Regions from separate parts of the Homo sapiens genome. Here region 2 is linked to region 1. The links are chromatin loops, found by intact Hi-C in ENCODE. Cell type or tissue: PC-3. All regions are shown on one strand. Each heading gives the region's core, and the rest is flanking DNA. Links, peaks and the distances in the headings are about the cores only.

What was found. Hi-C counts contacts between places; a loop is a spot of excess contacts. Peaks named below come from ENCODE experiments on the same cell type or tissue, not always from the same donor. Only the 100,000 strongest peaks of a DNase experiment are listed, where the experiment ranks them.
Region 2: it touches region 1 in a loop (2.4-fold over the local background); 3 of 110 quality-filtered maps call a loop at or near these places.

What each region holds. Positions count from the first base shown.
Region 1 is chr10:75,502,170-75,513,061 of GRCh38, reverse strand. The region is part of intron 2 of LRMDA (leucine rich melanocyte differentiation associated); the gene reads right to left. Among named protein-coding and RNA genes, the nearest start is that of MIR606, 45 kb to the left of the region's middle. In PC-3, for the core only: no CTCF peak of the experiment used is centred there; a DNase peak (open chromatin) is centred at 4,511; H3K27ac peaks cover 1,394 bases; H3K27me3 peaks cover 502 bases.
Region 2 is chr10:75,646,333-75,657,224 of GRCh38, reverse strand. The region is part of intron 2 of LRMDA (leucine rich melanocyte differentiation associated); the gene reads right to left. Among named protein-coding and RNA genes, the nearest start is that of MIR606, 99 kb to the right of the region's middle. In PC-3, for the core only: a CTCF peak has its summit at 5,546 (motif pointing right); DNase peaks (open chromatin) are centred at 2,764, 3,304, 5,544 and 7,534; H3K4me3 peaks cover 1,479 bases; H3K27ac peaks cover 3,489 bases.

The DNA of each region.
Region 1 (10,892 bases), core at 1,268-9,267:
TCTGTTAATTTTCCAGTTAAACAATTCTGATTCTCTCTACAGGGAGGGAATTAAACTCCCCAAACCGAGAAAACCCCCTTTTTCACATAACAACTGATATGGTAAAGATAAAACTTGGCTATGTAATGGCCTCATTACTCTTGCTGCAAACCATCTGTCAAATTTTGTTTAACAAGTAGGGTAAATTCAAGAGAAATAAATAACAGTTTTCTGCAAACCCTCATGTCCACACAGGTATACTTTAAATGAGCTATGCTTGACATAAAGCACACATGCACACTTACTTTCTCAATTTCCTGGCAATGCACTCTTGCTTAAATACACAACCATCAAGCAGAGAGAGAGATGCAAATCATTCCCACCGCAGCCGCTGCTGCTCCTCCGCCCATTTCATTCCTCTGGGAACTCCGACCCAAACCAGTTCTGCCCCTTCCCAGCTGCCAGTTCCCAAGAACCATCACGACTCACTCGCAGCCCTCCTAAAACAAACAGCACATAAATCAGCAACAAAAACTAACTCAACTTCAAACCAGCCCGGTCCAACATTAATAGTGCCTTTGTTGTCAATAAACCTATATTTGACTTCTCCTATTTTTATGTGTATTTTATTTATAAATTACTAATGCTTTTCCTGGAGCAAAATGGTCAAAGTAATACTCTACACAGAGCCATACTCTGTCAGCTGGAGAAGGAAAAAAAAAAAATAACAGCTCACATTGATTCAAGGGGAGAAAACGATTAGCTGTGAATATACAGGAATTTCCCAGTTCTGATCACCAGCACCTACACTTTCCATCCCACCTACCAGGAGGGAAGCAGCAAGACATGGACCTTTATGGCACAGTCAGTCAGACTGATGGAAAGTGGAAGTCATAGCTCTGAGGACCCGTTCAACCTTGGCTTTGCCTGTTTTTCAGAGACAATAGTATTGATGTACTTGTCCAAACAGATGAAAGTGTAGATGATGTGGTGTTGGTGGTGCTAGTAGTTTTATTGCCAAGTGAGAACCTACTACAAACCTGGTACATGACAGAACCTCCTTGCCCCTTAGAAATGTGAAGAACTTCCAGAAGCAATAGTTCACTCTTCCCCAAACTTCAGACCAAGCTAGGACATGCTGCTTGCTGGAGCAGATGAAAGAGTTAAGCCACTTACAGAGGGAGGCAGAAGAGGAGGAGGACAGGATTTAACAAGAAGTTCCAGTTCTTTCTTTGCCCAGAATCCAGAAGACCCAATTCTCTCTGGTGGGGAGCTCATGATCTAGAAGGTTTGAAAGGGAAAGTGCCTCATATGAAGGGAACAGAAGAAAAAGACAACAGTCCAAGTGTCTTGAGCCATCTGGCTTAGGGGAAACTTTCTCCCTCTGATTCCTGGTTCAACTGGTTAAAAATATAGGTTATTTTTACACAACATGGGAGATAGTGAGAACCATTATGTGGACAGGTAACATCTGTCATCTTGGGGTGGGGGACAACAGTGCTGAAATGCCAAAGCCTTTCCCAAGCTGGGCCAATTTACAAAGAGACACATGGGGTCCTACCTTCCGAACATCACAGGTGCACTCCCAGTAAGAGCAGGAAGGTATCTGAGAGACTGTGTTCAGCCCCTCACTTAATCCCTGAGGAAACGGGCTCACAGTCCCACAGTATGTTGAGGGGTAAAGTTGCTACCAGAATCCTGGTTTCCCCACTCCTCCAATATTCTCTTTGGTTTTTTGTTGTTTTTTTGAAGCAAGGTCTCACTCTATTGCCCAGGCTGGAGTGTGATGGCACAATCACAGCTCACCGCACCCTTGACCTCCTGTGCTGAGGCAATCCTCCCACCTCAGCCTCGCGAGTAGGTGGGACTACAGATGCACACCACCACACATGGCTAATTTTTGTTTTGTTTTTGTTTTGTAGAGATGAGGTTTCGCCATGTCGCTCAGGCTGGTCTCGAACTCCTGGGCTCAAGCGATCTGCCCACCTCAGCCCCCGCAAAGTGCTGGAATTACAGGTGTGATACACTATTTTTAATCCATAAAAGGTGAGGCTCTTCCCAAATCAATACAGTAGGTGCCAGTGTGGGCACAGAAGGGAACAGAGAAAAGGGGGACTGTTACCATGTCAACTGCCTTGTTTTTCCTCCAGGCATCCAGCTATGGAATGGGCAGGTACAAACTCAGATCAGTGGCCTGGCCTTTTTTGGATATGTGTGGCTATTTCAGAAAAGGATGACCCACTCTCCTGCCTCAGGGACTAGGCCAGCCCCACCCTCCCTGGGCTTGCTCATCTCCTCCCACTAACTTCTCTTCTGCCTCCATGGCCAACACCCCCACCTCTTTCAGCCTTGCCTCCAGACCAGCCTCCTCCTTCCCCACAGGAACTGTCACAGACCACCATCCATTCAACTGGCCAAGAGAGCAAACCTGAGTTTGCTGTCTCAAGAGGCTTCAGCTTGGAGCTGGTAGATTTCATCTATCCAAATCTCAATCACCCTTCAGAACTCAGCTCGAATTATATTTCTTCCCCCAAGAAGCCTCTCATACCCTCATGTGTTAGAAATTTTGGATTACTCCACCCCCTCTAGTGCTCTTAAGCAACCATTAACACCCAACATGTCAGGAACAAGTTTTAGTCCAAAACTACAGTGTGTAACATACAAGTCCTCTTCCCAGGGACCCAACAGCATCTATGCTTTTCTTCACCTCTGACTCTCCTCCCCAGAGTCCAGGAAATCTCCACCTGGTATTCAGAGTCAGCCAGTTCTTCTGTCACCATGCATTCTTCCAAATCTTTTTTCCTTACATTTGGGCTTAAATTTTTGTCATTCAAAAGCCCAGATAGGACTCTCCTCTCCCCTATTTTCTGTCATGCCATCACTTGTGGAAGAAAGCAAGCACCAAGTACCCAAGTTGAGGGAAAGGAAGGAATGGCAAGAGGTCCAAAGAAATGAAGATTTTCAAAAGTAAAGGGAAATGCAAAGCTCAGTGATTATCTCAAATTAAATATCCTGTCACACAAACATTTATTGATTGCCTCTTCTGTGCCAGGTACTCTGCCAGGCATTTTTGTTTCTGGTCTCCCATTTGAACTCAGGGCAACCCTGTCTGTTTTGGAGGAAAAAATAGACTGGGTGGGCAGATGACTTCCTCAGAGTCACACAATCAGTAGCCCCACATGCGGTCTGCCCTCTGCCTCAGACAGGCTGTAAGAGCCTCAAGACTGGGGCTGTAAGTTCATCCACACACCGGGAGATAAGGTGAAGTGGTTCAACATGAGAAGTGAGCAAATTCAGATCCCTTATTTTGCAGATAGAGAAACTGAGGCCAGAAAACTGAAGTGACTTCCCAGTGTCTCCTGACCAAAAGAAAAATAAGCATTAAATGAAGAGAAAGGAAATAATGAAGTGGAAAGGATAGTTGACCTCAAATAGAAACATGGATGCTAGTCCCGGTTCTGCCACCAATCAAGACAACCCACCTCTCTGGGGCTCAGTGTCATCTGTAAAATAAGGCCTGGAAGAAATACAGCAAATCATGGTGTCAACAGGTATCAGAGACACCCTTCTGGCATCAGTATTCTGTAACTCTCAGAGAGCCACAGTCTTAAAGTCTTTCTAGACACAATCTTAAAAGTAGAAGACTAAATAATATGCACATGTCACATCATACAAAAACATGCTGTGGAAGCAGAAAGTAAAAGGAAATTTTGAGCATAATATGAGTTTTGAATTTAATATTTGCTTATTTTTTTCTTTTTCCTCCTGGTAAAATTGCTTAAGAGTGTTACACACACACACATATACACATATACACAGCCCATTCGACCTCTCTAGCCACGTGGGTTTCTGCTCCCAGACAACACTGCACCACGAACGGGGTAGGAGATGTCAGCCAGCAACGGTGGCCCATGAGGGCCAACAAACAGCAGCCAAGCACTCCCACTGTCACCACCCTAAAACACCTGGTCGAGTCTGATTAATGAGATGAGGACCAGATGCTTAAAAATGTCTGCTAAATTAAAAGAAAAAGAAGAAACAAAGAGAAAAGGAAAGGAAACCAGAAGCCTGCCTTTAATATAGTGCACTTTGTTATCTGTAATGTCTTTCAACCACAGATAACAGAATCAACCACATGGAATCTAAGATGCACGCCAGGTGAAAAAACACCATAAAGACATAATAAAAAGTTCCACCAGTGCCCATAAATTGCTGGGGGACTGTTACAAGGGCAGAGTCATAAATTCTTAATGTTTCCCAAATTAGAGGGTACCAACACATATGCAAATATATTTGTGTGGGTAATTGAGGACTAAAAATCTTACATTAAGCACAGCTACCTCCTTCAAACGCTGTTAGGGGAGCCTCTGACAGGCACACTCATACAGCACACACTGTAGGAATTCAATTTGGAAACCATCATCTAAAGCACAGAGGAGAACAGGAAAGTCATATTGCTATAATGCTTAGATTATCAATCATCTTGACAGTTTATTGGCTTTATCACCACACATACCATTAAAATGATGTCTGGCCTAGACTGTCAGGAGCAAACATTAAACAGACCAGGATTAAAAAGCAGATCCCAAACAGCACTCCAGTCAAGTTTCTCTTCCACTCTGAAATTAGTTAGAGCTGACTAAGAAACTGGCACTAGACTTTGAAGAAATATACAGCCCAAAAGGCTGAGAGTCAACTCAGACCTGACAAGCTGATAGGTAATGTCATGTTATGGCAAATCTGACTCTCCTGTGGTTGATTTATCACGTACTCTGTGCAACAGAATGATTGCTAATGGTGGAAGGGAGAGGGGGGGAAAAAAACACCACCATAATTTGCCTCTTCTTGCAACCAAGGGCTTGTATCAAAAGGGCCAAGCCAGCTCCCTGAAGTGGGGTAGGAATGCTAATAAATTCACACTACTGAGCAAACATATTAACATTACCCCCACACAGGTTATTAAAGTAATTTTACAGATTCAGAAGAACTGAACAGGCAGCAGAAGAGACATTCATAATTCAAGAGCTCTAGACAGCGAAAGAGTTACGAACCCTATACGTTTTTAAAATGCTTCTGCATGTGTCACTTTGGCAAGGAAATCTCAACACAATTAAAACTATACTAGCACATCAATAGGGCTCAATTGAGAGCTGTGTACCTGCCTTTTACTAGGCCAGGGCTTTATAGATGCCTCAGGAAGAAAAGGGAAATAGGAAATTCACCGCTAATTAAAGGGAACCTTCTGTGCCTAAGGACAAATGGTGGCATTTCTAAAATATATATAAAAGAAACACATTTCCAAATCTCTGCCAAGGGTTTGGCTTTTTCACAGTCCCTAGAACTATTCTGTGTTTGTTTGGAAGTTACAGAGCTATTCTGTTTGTGATTAATAGTTTGCTTTCCAGTACAAATAAGTCATTAAGAAGGGTAGGGTGGGGCACAGAGAGAAGTGACAGAATAGGAACTGGCTCCGAAACAATGCGAGTAAAAAATTCAGACCACATTTTTCAATCTTTCACTCCATTGCTTATTTACCCAAGTGAGGTTCCCTGCCTGTCTCTCTGGGTGACTTCAACATGACCCTTTAAGTGAAAAAACTCATTGGGACACCATATCAGAGGCCCTTTCTCTACTTCCTTTCACCTAGCTGGGCTTTTTGGTACCTTGAAAACTCAGCTAATTCATGATTAAGAAAAGAATCTGGAAAATGATGGCACAAAAGCAGCCAGGAGGCATGAAGAAGCTGCTTCAGGAGAGCTCCTGCCCTTGCTGGGGTACCCCTGTGACACTCCAGGGTCGCCCCCAATAGGCTGTAGTGCCATTTTGTGATGCTTCCAGCCAGCCATCTTTCTCCAAGCAGTGCCATCCTGTTTTGTTGGTTGTACGCTGGAGTGGAGGAACTGACAATACACCATTTACCGAGGGAGAGTCACTCCCTGTACAACAGATGTCACCAGGAAAAAAAAAAAAAAGATGCCAGAACACAAGGCTTGTACACTGCTGAGCAAACACTGAATTTTGCACCTGAATGAGCATCTGGGTTTGAGAGACCAGGCAAGACCCACCCACATCCCCAAACACGCACTCACCCAACCACAGCACAACTCTCCCCAAGGGCCCCAAGAGAGCTAAATGGGGGAAAGGCAGCCAGCATCCAAGCTCCTCACACCAGGAACTTCCTCTGCCATTGCTTCTGGCTCAGGTTTCCAAAGCACTTTCACTAAGGGTGAAGAGAGAACCTCCCACAACAACCCCCTCGTGCCAGGAAACCTGAAAGAATCTCTGCTTTCACACTCCAAGACACCAGGCACCAAGATTTCCATGGGGAAAGACATAGCAGTCAGTGAAATCAATCATCATGGTCACTGGGCACCGGCCAAGGGACCAACATGGCGCTGAACTCTACAGGGGATACATGGGACTTTTAAAGCATGGTCCATGTCTCTCCACCAAGCCTACAACCAACCCAATTGGGGACCATGATTGGTTTATCACCAAGTAGATGGAGAGTTTCATGGTTTGCTCTCGCCACTGGCCCATGAGCTCCTACAGGGCAGGGACCACATCTCACTGATCTGCTATAAGACACCAAAAAAAAACAACAGAAATGAATGAAAAAAATAAATGAATGATTGATTTTTTAAGAAATCAAAAAATAATAAGCACAGGGTAAAAAGGCAGAACTGTTAGTTGGTTTGGAAATCCCAGCTTTGCTGCCAGTTCAGGCCATTCTCCACTCAGTGACTTAGAGAAATCAGACAGGGGAGTGGCAGGAAGTGGAACAAATGTGTTCTCTTTTCTCTAAGTCCTCTCAGAATGCCCTCCTATTCCCCATCACACCTGCGTAATGCCATGTCCATCTTATCCTGAGAGTCTATGTTTGGGGTCACTCAGCCTGGTTGTAATCAGAAAGGTAAAGCAGGACAGGATTAGTGGGAGTACTACTAAGAAATGAAAAACCAGAGGTTTATTTTAGCTTGTTCTACTTATGGTTCATTGACTTCTGCCCTGAAAACAGCTCCAAACGACTCCCAGGGGTCAGCCAAACACTAAGTTCACCGCAGGTTTTCTCACTATGAAACTAATAAGCCTTAAAGGCTCTGTGTTTGTATTTTAGGTGCTACTACAAGAGGGATGGAGGAGGAGAGTTAATATGGCCCATAGTAGACTCTTAATAAACATGTGTTGAATGAAACTGAGACACACAATAGTAACTTGGAAAGTTAAATAATTCAGCATGAGACACACCATCAGCATGAGAACTGCTGTCATTACACCATGTGGTGACAGGGGCAATAAGTGTTAAAAATTCACCTAAAGGAGCAGCTGGAGTAGGGGTGGAGGGATCAGGGACAGCTTTAAGCAAAGGGTAGGAATCAGCTGGTCAGGGAAACATGAAAGAAGGGCATTCCAGGCAGGAAGAATATGGGGGGTCCATGAGTGCAGCAAGTACATGAAGTGGTAGAATAAAGGGTTCATGGAGGGAAGTCAAGGGAGCTGAGATGGGATGCAGGAGAGACTGTAAGGATCTAAACAGCACAAAATGAACATCTAACCCTTGCTCCTGCTCTTCTCCTGCCAACTGGTCCTGTTCCACGTTTTCTGTTTAGTGACTGTGCCACTGTGGTAGAGATTGCTGGCTGTCCCCTGATTATCTACAACTATGTGTGGCCATGAGACTCAGTTCTGACCCTTGGGATGTAAGCAACTTCTGGGTGGTGACCTTGAAGGGAAAAATCTAGAATGTGAACATACTAGTGAGCCAGCTATAACCATGCTAAGGACAATGGTCTAGAGATGGCAGAGCAATAAAACAGAAGGATTCTAGAAGTACAATGCCATGAGACCACCAGATCAGCCCTGGAGTGCTTACACTTGGACTGAGATGAGAGCAATCCATTTCTCTCTTGTTAGCTACTCTTGAGTCCTGTTTTAACAGCCAAACCTGTGTCATAACTAAAACAACCCTTATTCATCCCATTTCCAAGCCAGGCACTCAGGTGTGATCCTGGACTCCTTCCTCTCTTTCCCATAACCTATCTCTCACCTAGTTCTTCTGATGTTAATCTGTATCAATCACTCAAACTTGCCCTCTGTACTCCATCTCACTGCAACAGCCAAGGATGACATGATCTACCTACACCTACTCTGACCTCCCCCAATCCATTTATCCACTCTGTAGCCAGAGTGATTTTTTTCTAGACACAAATCTGATAAAAGTCCCCTGATTTAAATTGCCAATGTTTCCCACTGTTCTTAGGGTAACAGTAAAAATCTTTATACACACCTTACAAGGCTCAGCGTGGTAATCCCTACCTACCCCTCTTATGCCACACTCCATACCAACCTTCTACTAGTTCCTAATGCTTTCTCCTCCCACAAGGCCTTTGCACATGCTGTTACCACTGCCTAGAATGCTTTTTCCTCCCCTCCTTGTTGAGATAAGTCCTACCTATCCTTCAGATCTTAACCTAATACCCTGCTTAGAGAAGATGACTCCCCCCTATTACTACAGACGTTATTACATGCATTTATCCTATGAGGCTGTCTTACAATATCTCCATTTGTTACTGGCCAAACCTTTGATATGACTTATTTTTCCATTAATCTAATAAAATATGAAGTGGATTTTACATTTAGTTGATTCATGCCACTTCCTCCCTGCCCCATCCCCCCAAACCCCACTCACAACTGAAAGCTCAGCAAGGGTAGGGACATTCTTGTGTTGAGCTCCCTCCTGAATCCCTAGCACCCAGCATAATGCATGGCACATAGAGGCACTCAACAAATATGGGGTGCCGTGGCTCACGCCTATAACCCCAGCACTTCAGGAGGCCAAGGCAGGTGGATTGCTTACGCCCAGGAGTTGGAGACCAGCCTAGGCAACATGGTGAAACTCCATCTCTACAAAAATAATACAAACATTACCCAGGCACTACTCAGGAGGTTGAGGTGGGAGGATCACCTGAGCCCAGGAAGGTCAAGGCTGCAGTGAGCCGTGATTGTACCACTGCACTCCAGAGCCTGAGTGGTAGAGTGAGACCCTGTCTCAAAAAAAAAAAAAAAATGGGATTAATAAATAAATGACCTAACACACAAATGAATGAATGGATGGCCCTGATATCTTCAATTCCTTATGCTTCATTAATACCCCTTATTATCTGGTATGTGGCTAATCAAATACCCTTACACTTCCAGATTGTTGACCTTTCCAAATGAAGCCAAGACTCTCACAACTGAATATGGAATAAATATCCCATCTGTTCTCCCTCTCTCAGGTTCTTCCCCCATAAAGACAACCTACTGTGCGAGTGTAGTTTCTTATATACTTTATTCCCAATATAACTACTGTAATATCAAAAAAAATCCCAGAGGAACTGAGTATCACTAGTACTTAATGACCCATTAGACAGCCACCTTGATGCAAACCAGAAGGTGGTTAATGCTCTAACAAACTGATTCTAAACCAAGGTAACAGAGGGTGACAAAGGGATTGCAACTTCTATAAACCAATAGTCATGGTTTATAACACTAATATTTTATTAGCCTAATGGAAAATAGGGCATACCAGATTCATGACCAATTATAAAGCAAGAAAACTAAATCATGGGGGCTGTGGCCAAGTTCCCCCTAAATGTCTGAGTCCACAGGCCTAATGTCATTTGAATCCCCATATTTTTCCTTTAAACATCCACCACCACCCCTGCCCTGCACACACATACAGCAGCAACAGTCTCCAGCATGAGAAGCCACAACACCCAAACTGCATAATGCAGTGTTCTAGAAGAAGCCAATGAAATTTCCCTAAAAGTCAGCTGGCTTCACATTCATGTGCAAACTTATTTTTTAAAGAAGGCAAGCACAACTGCAGTACCTGTAATAATAAAAAAAAAAAAAACAGGCTATCAACTAACAGTGGGCAGCCTCATGTCCAAAATGGACATTCCCTAGAGAATGCAGTCCCTGCCTGGCTTTTGCACTTTTACATGGTGAGCATTAAAAAGGCTTCATGCACCTGTTGCCATCTCACCCTACCACAGGTGCTTCAGTGTTTTGAGTCTCAGGTTCAGTGTGAGAAGGGAAGCAAATGATACAAATAGGTGTTGCTGTGGGTCACAGGGTGGTGTGGGCTGTGCAGGGGGTTTTCAGGCCACACAGGAAAGAGAAGAAAAGGTTGCCTCTACCTGGGGACTGCAGGACTGGACAGGGAAGAACAGCACCAGTCAGGGCAAGAAGGAGGAGAAGTGTGCCTGCAAAACTTCCATGACATGGAGGTTTACCTATATAACAAACCTGCACGTGTACCCCAAACCTAAAATAAAAGTTAAAAATAAACAAATATAAAATAAAGAGAAAGAAGTGTGTACCCACTAGTGCCTCAGGAGGCCTCTGAACCCTTTGGAAGAAACAGCAAGAGTAAACTTAAGCCCATACTTGCACCTGCCTGAGTTCAAGGGCCAACCAGGCCCTGAGGCCAGGATCAGCTAGAGGTGAACCTGACACGAGTCATTCCCGAAGACATTTATTGTACCAGATTCTTCCCAAAGAAACACTGGTGATTTAGCTAGGGCTGTTCCTCTTCTCTGTATAAGAGTAAACAGAGGCCCTTAGGATTGGCCCCATTAATTCAACTCAGAGATCAATAAAAAAAAAAAATCTAAAAGGCAAAAAGGTATATAACTTGTTCTCTGGACTGGTTGGGTCAACAATAATCCTCTCCCAAACTGTGCCCAACAACAGGGAAATGGTGAAATAGATCATGAACAACAGTCAGTGTTGCAGAAGCCACAGGGCTCACCCCTGTGCTGCTGCTGTCCTCCTCAGCTTCCTGGGCACGCAGTTGGACTTAATTTCCCAGCCTCCTTTCAGGAACAGGCTTACCAATGAAATGTGAAAGAAAATGAGGTGTGTGA
Region 2 (10,892 bases), core at 1,315-9,314, 140 kb before region 1:
CTCTTATTTTTCACCATTGTTTTCTGTATGCTGGTTGGTTTATCTCAACTGGACTATAAACTCCTTGAGGCTTCAAATACCTGCTCATAGACTGAGTATGTAAATGGACAGCCTTCTACTGCTACCCAATATGTTTTGACCATGCCAGGATTTCCCTGGTGCCAAGTCTGATTCCAAATTTTCTTCCATGCTCCTTCCTCTCAAGCCTATGCCTCCATTTTATTGTCTCTCGGGCTGGCTCACAAATTGAAACAGAACATGATGCTTAATTTTACATCAACCCGTTAAGCCGCTTTAAACACTTTAATACTCCCCAAATGTAGTTAAATATATGAACTTGCACTTAGAGTTGTCAACAACACATTGATGATTTGTTTTATAGTTGCATGTTAATCTACAATCTGTTTAATGCAATCCAATACATTATTCCGGATGGTGATATATAAATTTAAGTCTTAGGCCATGAAATATCATTTAGGATTAAGATTCTAATCTCTTAACAGAGGAGATACCTGCTCACAAAAGCAAGCAGCTGAGGAGAGTGTCTGTGTAGAAAAGGCATCATCATTGTCTCCTCCAACAAGGAAATGAACGGCAGGGCATGCCAGTCCTGGAGGACAGGAATAATGGGGGACAAACAGGGGCTTGGGGAGTCATCTTCCTGCCTCCAAGCAAAGACTCCCTCACTCAATCAGCCTTACAAAAGAGTTTAAAATTCAGTAACCCAAAGCACGGGGACTGCTACTCTTTGTCACTGAAGTCCTCAAGTAAGAGAACAATAAAAAAACAGTAACAACAGCAACCAACAATAGGTAATTCATAGAATGGAATCATAGGAAGTGGGTACTTCTATTATTGTACAGATTGCACAGATAAAGAAACTAAGGCACAGAGGGGTACTTTAACTCATTCAAGGTCACACAGCCAGAAAGCAGCATTGCTGAGCCAAGCAATCTGGCTCCAGAATCTGGGCTCTTAGCCACTACCTACTCTGCTAATCTCCACACAAAACATTAGTCATCAGGCTAATTTCCAGGCTAAAGACTGGAAGACCACTACAAGTACTTTCGGATAAAATAATTGTTCAAAAAACTACTATGGGAATGAGATAGAATGTGAACTATGGTGAACAATTAAAACACAAACTAAAAATATAAGATATGCACTATCCTCAAAAAATTCACAGCTAATGGAAGAAATGAGGCAACCAAGACGGGATCAGCAGAAGGTCACTCCAGTGCAAACAGATGGGTCACATGAGGGGAGCTCCAGGGAGAGAAGCAGATGACCAGGTCACAGAGGGGACAGGCTGGAGAGAGACAGTGGGATGAGGGATGTGCAGGTGAAGGGGCCCAGGCTCCACACACGTTTGAACCAAACATCCTTATCCAGACCCACCCTAAAAATATGTCACTGACCAGTACATGAAACATCTGACAGGCAGAGACACCGCGAGGCCCAAACCTTTCAGGGCAGGGGAACCAACCATGGCTTTCTCTCTGCCTGGAGATGTTTCTCCTCCTCTGAACAGACATCAGTCACTCTAGCATACTGCCTCTCTCCACAGAGCCTGGTCCTGCCCAGACCTCAGGTTCTGGTTCATTGTGACTGACTCCAACATCATCAGATGCTCCATGCCTGAACCCACCCAAAAACTGACTCTCCCAGACTACAGCATGGCTGAAAGCTCTCAGGACACCACAAATGATCAGTTGGGCCTCAAAGATGTGGATAGACCATGCGATGGTCTCCTGATGGTCTCCACATGACCAGATGCATGGCAGGCTGGCCTAGCAAGGCACCTGCCAAGGGAACTGGCAATCCCAACAGGATGGTCAACCTCCATGAACTGCAGCCATCACAACCTTTACCAACTTTGTGCTTCACTGTTTAGAAGTGATATGTATCTCAGAAATGTCAAAATCCTTAGAGAAGTATGGTGATAAAATGAATAGGCTGTTTGCTCTCCATACTGATACACCCAATTTCAGACTGTCAAAGTGCTTTTAGTTATAATAGGAAATGTACAAAGTTAGCTTTGCTTGTTTTGACAACCACAAAAAGGATTTATCAGTTACATGTACCCGTTAAAATGTCGAGGTTCTCAAAGTAAAAATGGATTATAGCCAAATCCTAATATTATTAATGTTTTCATGATAACAAACACACATAACTTTTCAGACAATTCTCCTCGCTGCCTCCGTGGGGAAGAGTTTTGGAAATCCAGTCCGCTTGCCAGAAATTTCTGTTATTTTTATGCAATAAGTCAAAAGAAGTCCATAAAAACTAGAGCAAAGTTAATTTTTTTCTGTTTCGCTTCCAAAAGTGTCACATGATTGTGATTTCAAATCCTTGAGCTGTAAGGATTTCTTTTCATTGTCTTCTGTTGTCTTCTCAAAGACATGCTTTTCTCATTCTTGCTTTCATTGCTTCAAATATATGAAACTCCCACCATTTTCTCTGAAAGCTCCTACAAAGGCATTGTCAGATTTCTAATTCTGTCAAACTTTCTTTTAAGTTGCATTACTGTGCGGTGATGCTGGTGTTCACATCTGTGTATGACTGTGGTTTGGTTTTACTTCTTGTGCTAAACTTACCCTAAGACAAACAAACTGGCAAATCTTCATGCCAGGAAATATTTCTAGAATAAAGAGAAGGAGAGGGGAGAGGACAAGAGCCAAACAATGAAATACTCCAGGTATTAAGGAAAAGGGAAATGACTCAGAACTTCCCAATTATAGAGTTGAAAGCTAAATCTGGTGGCCTCCATCCTCCCATTTGTATTGAAGCTCCATGAGTAAAATTCAACTAGTAAATTTAATATACTCCTGGGTAAGAACTGTTGGTGGCTCCCATTCAACTTATATAAACTGAGTAGATTGATGAGCATTATCTTAGTCACCCTCTAAGACAACCTTGTAAAGATGTAATGTCTCCAATGTACAAGTAAGGCTCAGAGACATTAAGACACCTACCCACAGTCATACAGCCAGTAAGTGATAGAGCCAAGAACTGGACCTTTCAACCACCTCTTGCTGAAATGATCTAATTCCAGATTAAAATTACTATATCACCAAAGGAAAAATCTTTCAACCAAAGATCTGCTTTCCAGCTTCACATTAGCCCATCCCTCCGCCAAAGAAGACAACACATTAGGGGCAGTGCCTGATCACGAGGGGCAGTGCGCTGACTATGGGTGTGACTTCCGGCACTGGGGACCAAATGTCCACATAGAGGCCAACCCGGGGACTTTACTAAACAAATGCTGGACAACTACAAATTTCTTAGCAGACGTAGAGAAGGCTGAGTCAGAGAGACGTGGAAAAAGGGTATACCTAGCAGGCAACAAAAATGAAAGGAATGCCGATGACATTTTTTTGAAAACAATGTCCTGTGAAACTGATGTACAAACACAGGTTATTGGGCTCAAGTTTCAAGGAGTGCATTTTCACACACAAGTATAAGATCATACTTAGAGTTATAAACTAAAACTAAAGAAAAATCTCTTGAAAAGATTAGCAATATAAGTGTTTGTGATTGAAGTTATGTCTAGATGGCTCTTTAGCGAAGCATACGTACATGTGTATGTTACACAGCACATGCAAGGGCAACCCACAGGCACTCTCCCAAGACTGTCCAGAAAATTATATTTTCATTATTACAGTATATTGTATTCAACTGGATATTTACATTGTTACCCTGCAACTCTCTCTCACTCCCCACTGCTTTGGGGAAGGGGCAAATTTAATTAATTTCAAATTAGATTTAGAGTCCTCCTTTATCAGACTTGAATACACCTCTACCTAAACAAGAAGGGGACAGGAACTGAAAATTTTGACTTTTCCTTCAAGAGACCAGACCCTCACCCATCACCTCGAAGTGACAATTAGCAGTTTCTGCAGCACATTATATGAGAACTAACAAGGCAAAGGAATTGAGGGCAGGTTTTTCTCTTCACGATCCTGTCTGAAGCTTAAAAGAAAGCCTGAACACTAAAGAATTCTGAATCCATGTCAGCTCAATAGAGGGCTAAGTCTTTTATCTTCACCTGGAATAGGAATGAAAGAAGAAAAACCCAACAGTTCATTCACTTCCCCAAAAATATTCTCTGCTTCAGTCTTAGAGAGCTTGGAGTCCATTAAAGCCAGAGTGGGTCTCAGAAATCACCTAATGTGACCACCTTATTTTAAAGGGGAGCAAACCTGAGCCCAAAGAAGTCAAGCAACTTGCCCAAGCAGAGAGAGTGTTCAGAATCAACATCTCTGGCCTTTAGTCACCACTTCTCTAGCAGAGGAGGGAAATAAAAGTATGAGCTTTACTCCAAGTGGTAAGAACTTTTGCCCAAATTTTTTTTCCAAGTGCTTGCAAAATTCTATATCAACATATGAATTATGTTTAAACTAGAAACAGGCATTAATGGGCTCAGAAAGAAGTGATCAAAGGGGACCCTATTTTCACAGAATGCTTCCTGGACAGATAGAAGAAACACACACACACATCCCCCAGAATACATGTCTGATAGACCCAGATATGGCATCTCCCACTGACTCCCTCAAAGGAACTCACCGGAAGACACTGCAGCCGAGGACAGTGGACTGTACATTTTATGAGAAAGTCAGTTCTAGACCCAAAGATTAAAACAAAGTACAGGCAGCTCAAAACCCAAGAGGGAAAGCTTAATGCTTCACAGAACTATTCACAGACAAGTTTAAAGAAGAAGCAGTTTATCAGACAAAATAGTTCTGCAAAGCACTGTGATATAGTCAGAAAAACAGCTAGTTCCCAACTAAGTTTATCTGCCCTGACAGCTTCTGTCTTGGCCTGGCAGAGGCTGAGTGTCTACACAGTGAACATAAAGATAACCTACAATGGCTACACATCCCCATCCATTTGCCAAAGGTCACTAAGGATTGAGCATTTTGCTTCAGTGCCTCCACTAATCCAAAGACATGCCAATCTGCTTACTGTTACACAACGTCAGGAGGTTTGGATTTTACTTATCGAGGGATGTCGGACTTGCTTTGTCAGAACTTGGTGGCTATTAGCACAAGGCTGAGTGCCCATGGCTGCAATGAATTTTTTAAAATTATCTGGTTTTAGGATGCCCAGGAAAGAGGACCTGACTAACAAGATGGTGGTAACTATTGTTGGACAACATTTCGCTTTGAGAACATAAAAGCCAAATGGTGAAGCAATGAGAAATTAAATTCATGGCCTGGAAAACAAGCCAAGATTTTAAAATGTCATGTTGATACAGTAGGTGCTCTTGAGAGTGGGGTAGAAAAGATGTCAGGAACTGGATTGATTGCATTTTCATAGCAATACTGTGTGATGGAAGTGGAGAAGTGTCAAGTCTATTGGTACCCTTAAGTGCTTTAGGGGCTCATACCATATCTTTCATCAAAACCCTATACAATGTAAAAAACCCACCATCATATAGCTCAATGTGCTCAGTCACCAAGGCCTACAAAAGACTCTTCCCATAAAAGCCTAAGCAAGATTGGCTGGGTCCTTATGCCTTCCTTTTGGGCCACCGGGAGGTGCTGTTAACAGCAGCATGGCTCTCAACTGACAGATAACTTGGAAAGATAAAGGTGACTATATTCCCTCTTCTAACACAGCTTGAAAATCTCCTCCTAGTACGCCTAAGCCAACATGATTTGGCTTATACACAGATCCTAAGAGGAGCTAATATTTTTCCTTGAGTGTCCAGAGAATGGATGAATAAATGAGCTTGTTGTGAGAGACCACAACACTTCCTATTGACTTCCAGCTGCAGCCTAAGAAGACTGAAATGCACAGAAATCCCTAAGTGGGAGAGTATCCAAGGGCTTATGACAGTGTGCACAGTCTTCAGGGCTGAGCGATACCCTCAAACATAACCCTTTAGAATCACATTTTCTGCCCAGATCCTAGAGCATGGAAGCAGCTTTCTTCTTGAGCCCAGGTTTCGGGACTCATGGATTTACCTCACAGCTCACTGGTAGATGAGGTATACATGATTGGTGCTTAGGGATATATCCTGTCTCTTGCCATACAGCAACATTTTGGCATAACAGCACACAGAGTACAGAAACCTCACTGTGAAAATATACACAAGGCAAGAAAGAAGGAAGACACGGGCCTTTCTAGGGCTAACAGAGAAGAATGTCAGGAGAGAAAAAGACAGAGAAGATCAGGTAGAAAATGGTGGAGAGAACATTTTGGGCCAAGTGTTTTTTTTCTCTTTTCACAACAATGTGAATGACACAAAGAGGCTTCCCTGACCTGAGGAGAGAGTAGGCTGCCCTTTGATGCTGGGGCGACCATCTATAATGCTGATGAGAGTTCTCTCTGGCCCTGTTTGCCCACCATGGGGGCTCATCCTTTGACCGCATCCTCACCCCGGTGCTGACCTCCAGTTTAGTCATGGGACTGCAGGAAGAAGGGTCATCTGAGGGTCAGGAAGATGGTGGCCCTCACACTCACCAGAAATCTGAGCCTTCCAGTTAGAAAAGGGCCCTCCCTCCCTTTCCTTTTAAAGACTTGAAAGACCATTCCAAGTCTGTTTTCTCTGTTGACTTTAAAATCGCCAATACTATCACCTTTCCTTTTCAAAAGTTGGGCAGAGAGGCAAAGAATTGTGGTTGTGACCTGTTCCAGGGTCAGAGCCAAGAGTAGACCCTGCATTGCAACTCCTATCTAGCGGTCTAAATGTTTAAATTCTGCTATCTCTCAACCTTATCATGAAAAAAAAAAGTCAATAATTTAATGGGGGAGACAAAAAATAATTTTGTTATTAAAAGAATAGAGAACCTAGAAATAACTCTTGCATAGATGGTCAAATGATTTTGACAAGGTTACTAAGACAGTCTTTACAACAAATTGTGCTGGAAAACTGGACATCCACATGCCAAAAAAGTGAGTTGGACCCTTACCTAACACTATCTACAAAAATTAGCTCAAAATGGATCAAATAACTGAGCATTTAAGAATGAAAACGATAAAACTTTTAGAAGAAAACATAGGGGGAAAGCTTCATGACACTGGATTTGGCAATGATTTCTTGGATATGACACCAAAAGCACAGGCAACAAAAGAAAGAAAATAGACAAACTAGACTTCATCAACTAAAATCTTGCACATCAAAGGACACTATCAACAGAGTACAAAGGCAACCTATGGAATGAGAAAATATATTTGCAAATCACATATCTGATAAGGGATTAATACTCAAAATAGAAGTCCTAATGCTCAACAATAACATCAACAAAAGAAGACTCAATTCAAAAATGGGCAAAGGACTTGAATAGACAGTTCTCCAAAAACATATGCATATGGCCAATAAGTACATGTAAAGGCATTCAATATGACTAATCATTAGGGAAATACAAATAAAAGCCACATGAGATGCTACTCATACTCACTGAGATGGCCATCATCACACACACCCAAACAAAAAGAAGAGTTGGCAAGGATGTAGAGAAATCGGAAAGTTGTGCAGCTGCTATAAAAAACAATATGGCAGTTCCTCAAAGAATGAGAAATATAATATGACCCAGCAATTCCTCTTCTGGGTATACACCCAAAAGAACTGAACAAAGAAACAGGAAGAGATATCTGTGCACTAATGTTTACAGCAGCATTATTCACAGTAGACAAAGACAGAAGTGGTCCAAGTCTCCACTGATGGGTGAACAGATAAAATATGGTATGTACATATAGTGGCATTATTTGTAATAGCCAAAAACTGGAAATAATCCAAATGCCTATCAACATATGAACAGATACACAAGTGTTGTGTTCAAAAAACAAAGTGCTGAAGAGGTATCTGTACACTCATGTTTAGGAAAGCACAATAGCCAAAAGGTGGAAGTAACCCAACTGTTCACTGATGGATAGATAAGCTAAATGTGATCTATACATACAGTGCAATATTATTCAGCCTTAAAAATGAAGAAAATTCTGACACATGCCACAATATGAACCTTGAACATAGGCTAAGTGAAAGAAGCCAGACACAAAAGGATAAATACTGTATAATTCACCCATATGAGGTACTCAGTGGTGCTCAGTCGAATTCAGAGAGCCAGAAAGTAGAATTGTGGTTGCTAGGGGCTAAGGGGAGGGAGGAATGGGGAGTTACTGTTTAATGGGTTTCAGCTTTACAAAATGAACAAAGTTCTGCAGATGGATGGTGCTGATGATTGCACAATATGAAGGTACTTAATGCCACTGAACTGTATACTTTAAAATGGTTAAAGTGGTTTAAAACAATGGGTTACATGGGACCACAGCCCATGTAACAGGAGAAACAATCATTCCATAGCCCAGTGCACTGGAAGTTCGAGTTTTCAACTACTCAGAACATCTGTTTCTTCATTTTTGATATGGGAATATGCCCACCACCCAAATGAGACAGAGCACCAGGGAGTCCTGGTATCATCCCTAACACATGTTAGGCATTCAATAAACCTTAGTTACCTGCTCCTTCCCCAGAGCAAATACTCTCTGTTTCCAACTTAGAAAAGTGAAACTTCCTTTTTTCTTAATTGTCAGGTTTGCTGTGAGGTAATTGGCAGCTTCCTTTGATTTCAGGATTGCTCTAGATGTTTTGCACAGAGAGGCTCCAGAGTCTTTGTAGGGCTTGATGGCCAGATAATGAGACTGTATTTCTGCTCACATCCCCAAGCAGACCAGGACCCAGGCCCACGTGGTCCATATTTGCATATGTGGAGCAGCACAAAATCTGAATGCAAGTAATAAATTTCCTATAAGAGCCCCCTGCACAGTCTCTACTTAGAAAGTCGAAATAGGACACAGGAAAAAAACACTTTTCCCGGGTTTTCTTTGATTCTCAAGCAGATAATTCTGCTCCACTGAGCAGCCCAAGTTGTAGGGAAAGGCACACCATGCTAGCAAGAGGCAGTGTGGCAGGGTGAGAAGCATCAGGTTTCAGAGACACAGAACCTTGGTTAAAACTCCAGCTTGGCCACTCACCATGATCTAGGGCAAGTTCTCAAACATTCAGCCTTGTTATCCTCATCTGTTAAATAAAGAGAACAGCCCCTGCCTAACAGGGTGGTTGTGAAGATTACTTAACTTAATGTACATCCTGATATAACAGTTATGAGAAAAACAAAGTATCACAGTATGAACATCAGCAGGTTCCCTGTTATATCCCTAAGCCATACTAGCTGAGCCACCCAAAGGGAAGTTGTGCTCCCTTTCTGAGAAGTAGCATTTGGTATCATTTGGAGGCAAGGGTGGAAACCATTCCTTTCAATACCCCATCTTCAGGCAAACCACAACTGCGAGCTCCAGAACTTCACTCTCCTGACTCTCGTGGTTTGGTGTGGGTAGGGGTGGTGGGTGAGAGCAGAAGTGGGCAGGAGTGGGACCAGAGAGAGACTAAGAGAGACCTAGAGACCAGCTACCTTGGTCCCTCTCTCCAAGTCCAATTCCCAGTCACCAAGAGGGCCAGCTATATCTTTGATTTTCGGTTCCATGAGATAAGTCAGTGCCTTTATAAGTCCTTTATTTATGCTTAAGTTATCTCAAGTTGGTTACTATTTTAATGCAATTAAGAGTCTTGACCAAGACACAAACCCAGAAGCCATACCCATACAGGGGTCACAAAAAAAGCTCTTACCTCTTCTACCTGCCTTCTCTCTTTGTCACATCAGCACACATCAGTGGGATGTACATGACCCATTCTGCTCATTCACCTCTTTGTTCAAGAGCATGCCTCCCTTTCTCCCCTACGTACACACACCACCACTGCCACTACCGCCACTCTATCTTGGCTAATTATACAAACTGCCAACAGCAATGTGCTGGTATTAGAAGCATGGAGTTGGCACCTCCCTCTGCATGGTCCCCAGCCTGTTTGAGTCTCCTTCATGGGGCTGAAAACCACCCATAATTACCTCCATCACAGCCAAAGATTTTAGTAACAATAGAGCATTTAAGTCTTTAGGGTTTTAAAAAAAAATTGGACATGGTTGCAAGAGTTCCAGCTCAAAGTTGCACTTTGTACACACTGCCTCGGGATGCACTTCCTACGACTTGTTGCAGCTGGTGAAGGAGGGTAGGAGAGGAGGCAAGCAAGGCCTCAGGAAAGTCTGGCAGCAAGAGCCGGGGAGGTCCGGGGGAAAAGCAGCGTTGGGCAAGCTCCATCTCCCTAATCTGCATGGGACTGCCGGCCAAGTTTGCTCTCTGAGCTGTGAGAAGGACCAATTAATTTATCAATCTGCACCTCTTTCTGCCATAACATATTTCCCTCTTGCCAACAAAAAATGTGTCCATTATCAGGCAGGTCCCTGTCCTCCTAAGCAGCCCATACGGCTGTATAATTACACTTCTTTCCTTGACAACTTGCATGATTGTTTTCCTAACAGTATATTACTTCGTTAGTACCTTCCAATATACGTTATTTTTAAACTGTCACTTTTGCCCAACTCATCCCAATTCGCACTCGTCTGTTTATCATAACAATCATTAATAACTGTCAGTCCACGCCATCAATGTAACGAACTCACTCCCTCATTAGCATGTTCTAGCATTTGTTCCGTAGAGGGGGCTGATTATTTTTTACAACAGGCCAAGCCAATTACTTTAGTGAAATGGAATCACATTAATCAAAACTTAACAAGGTGGCAAATTTAAAGATATCAGATTGCAAAAGACAGCATAACTAATATGTCAGTGTCAGAGGTAGCGTGTAGGTATGCAGCAGCTGTACTAAATATATCTCTTCGCGGAGGCCACATGAATTTTGACGTTTCATATGATCTGACAACTACCAAAGTGATATTATAGAAGGCAAGAGCCCGGTGCTGCACGGCTCACGATGACTTTTGTAGATTCTGGCAAGGGCAGTGTGAGCAGAGAGGGAGGTGGAAGAAGGGAGA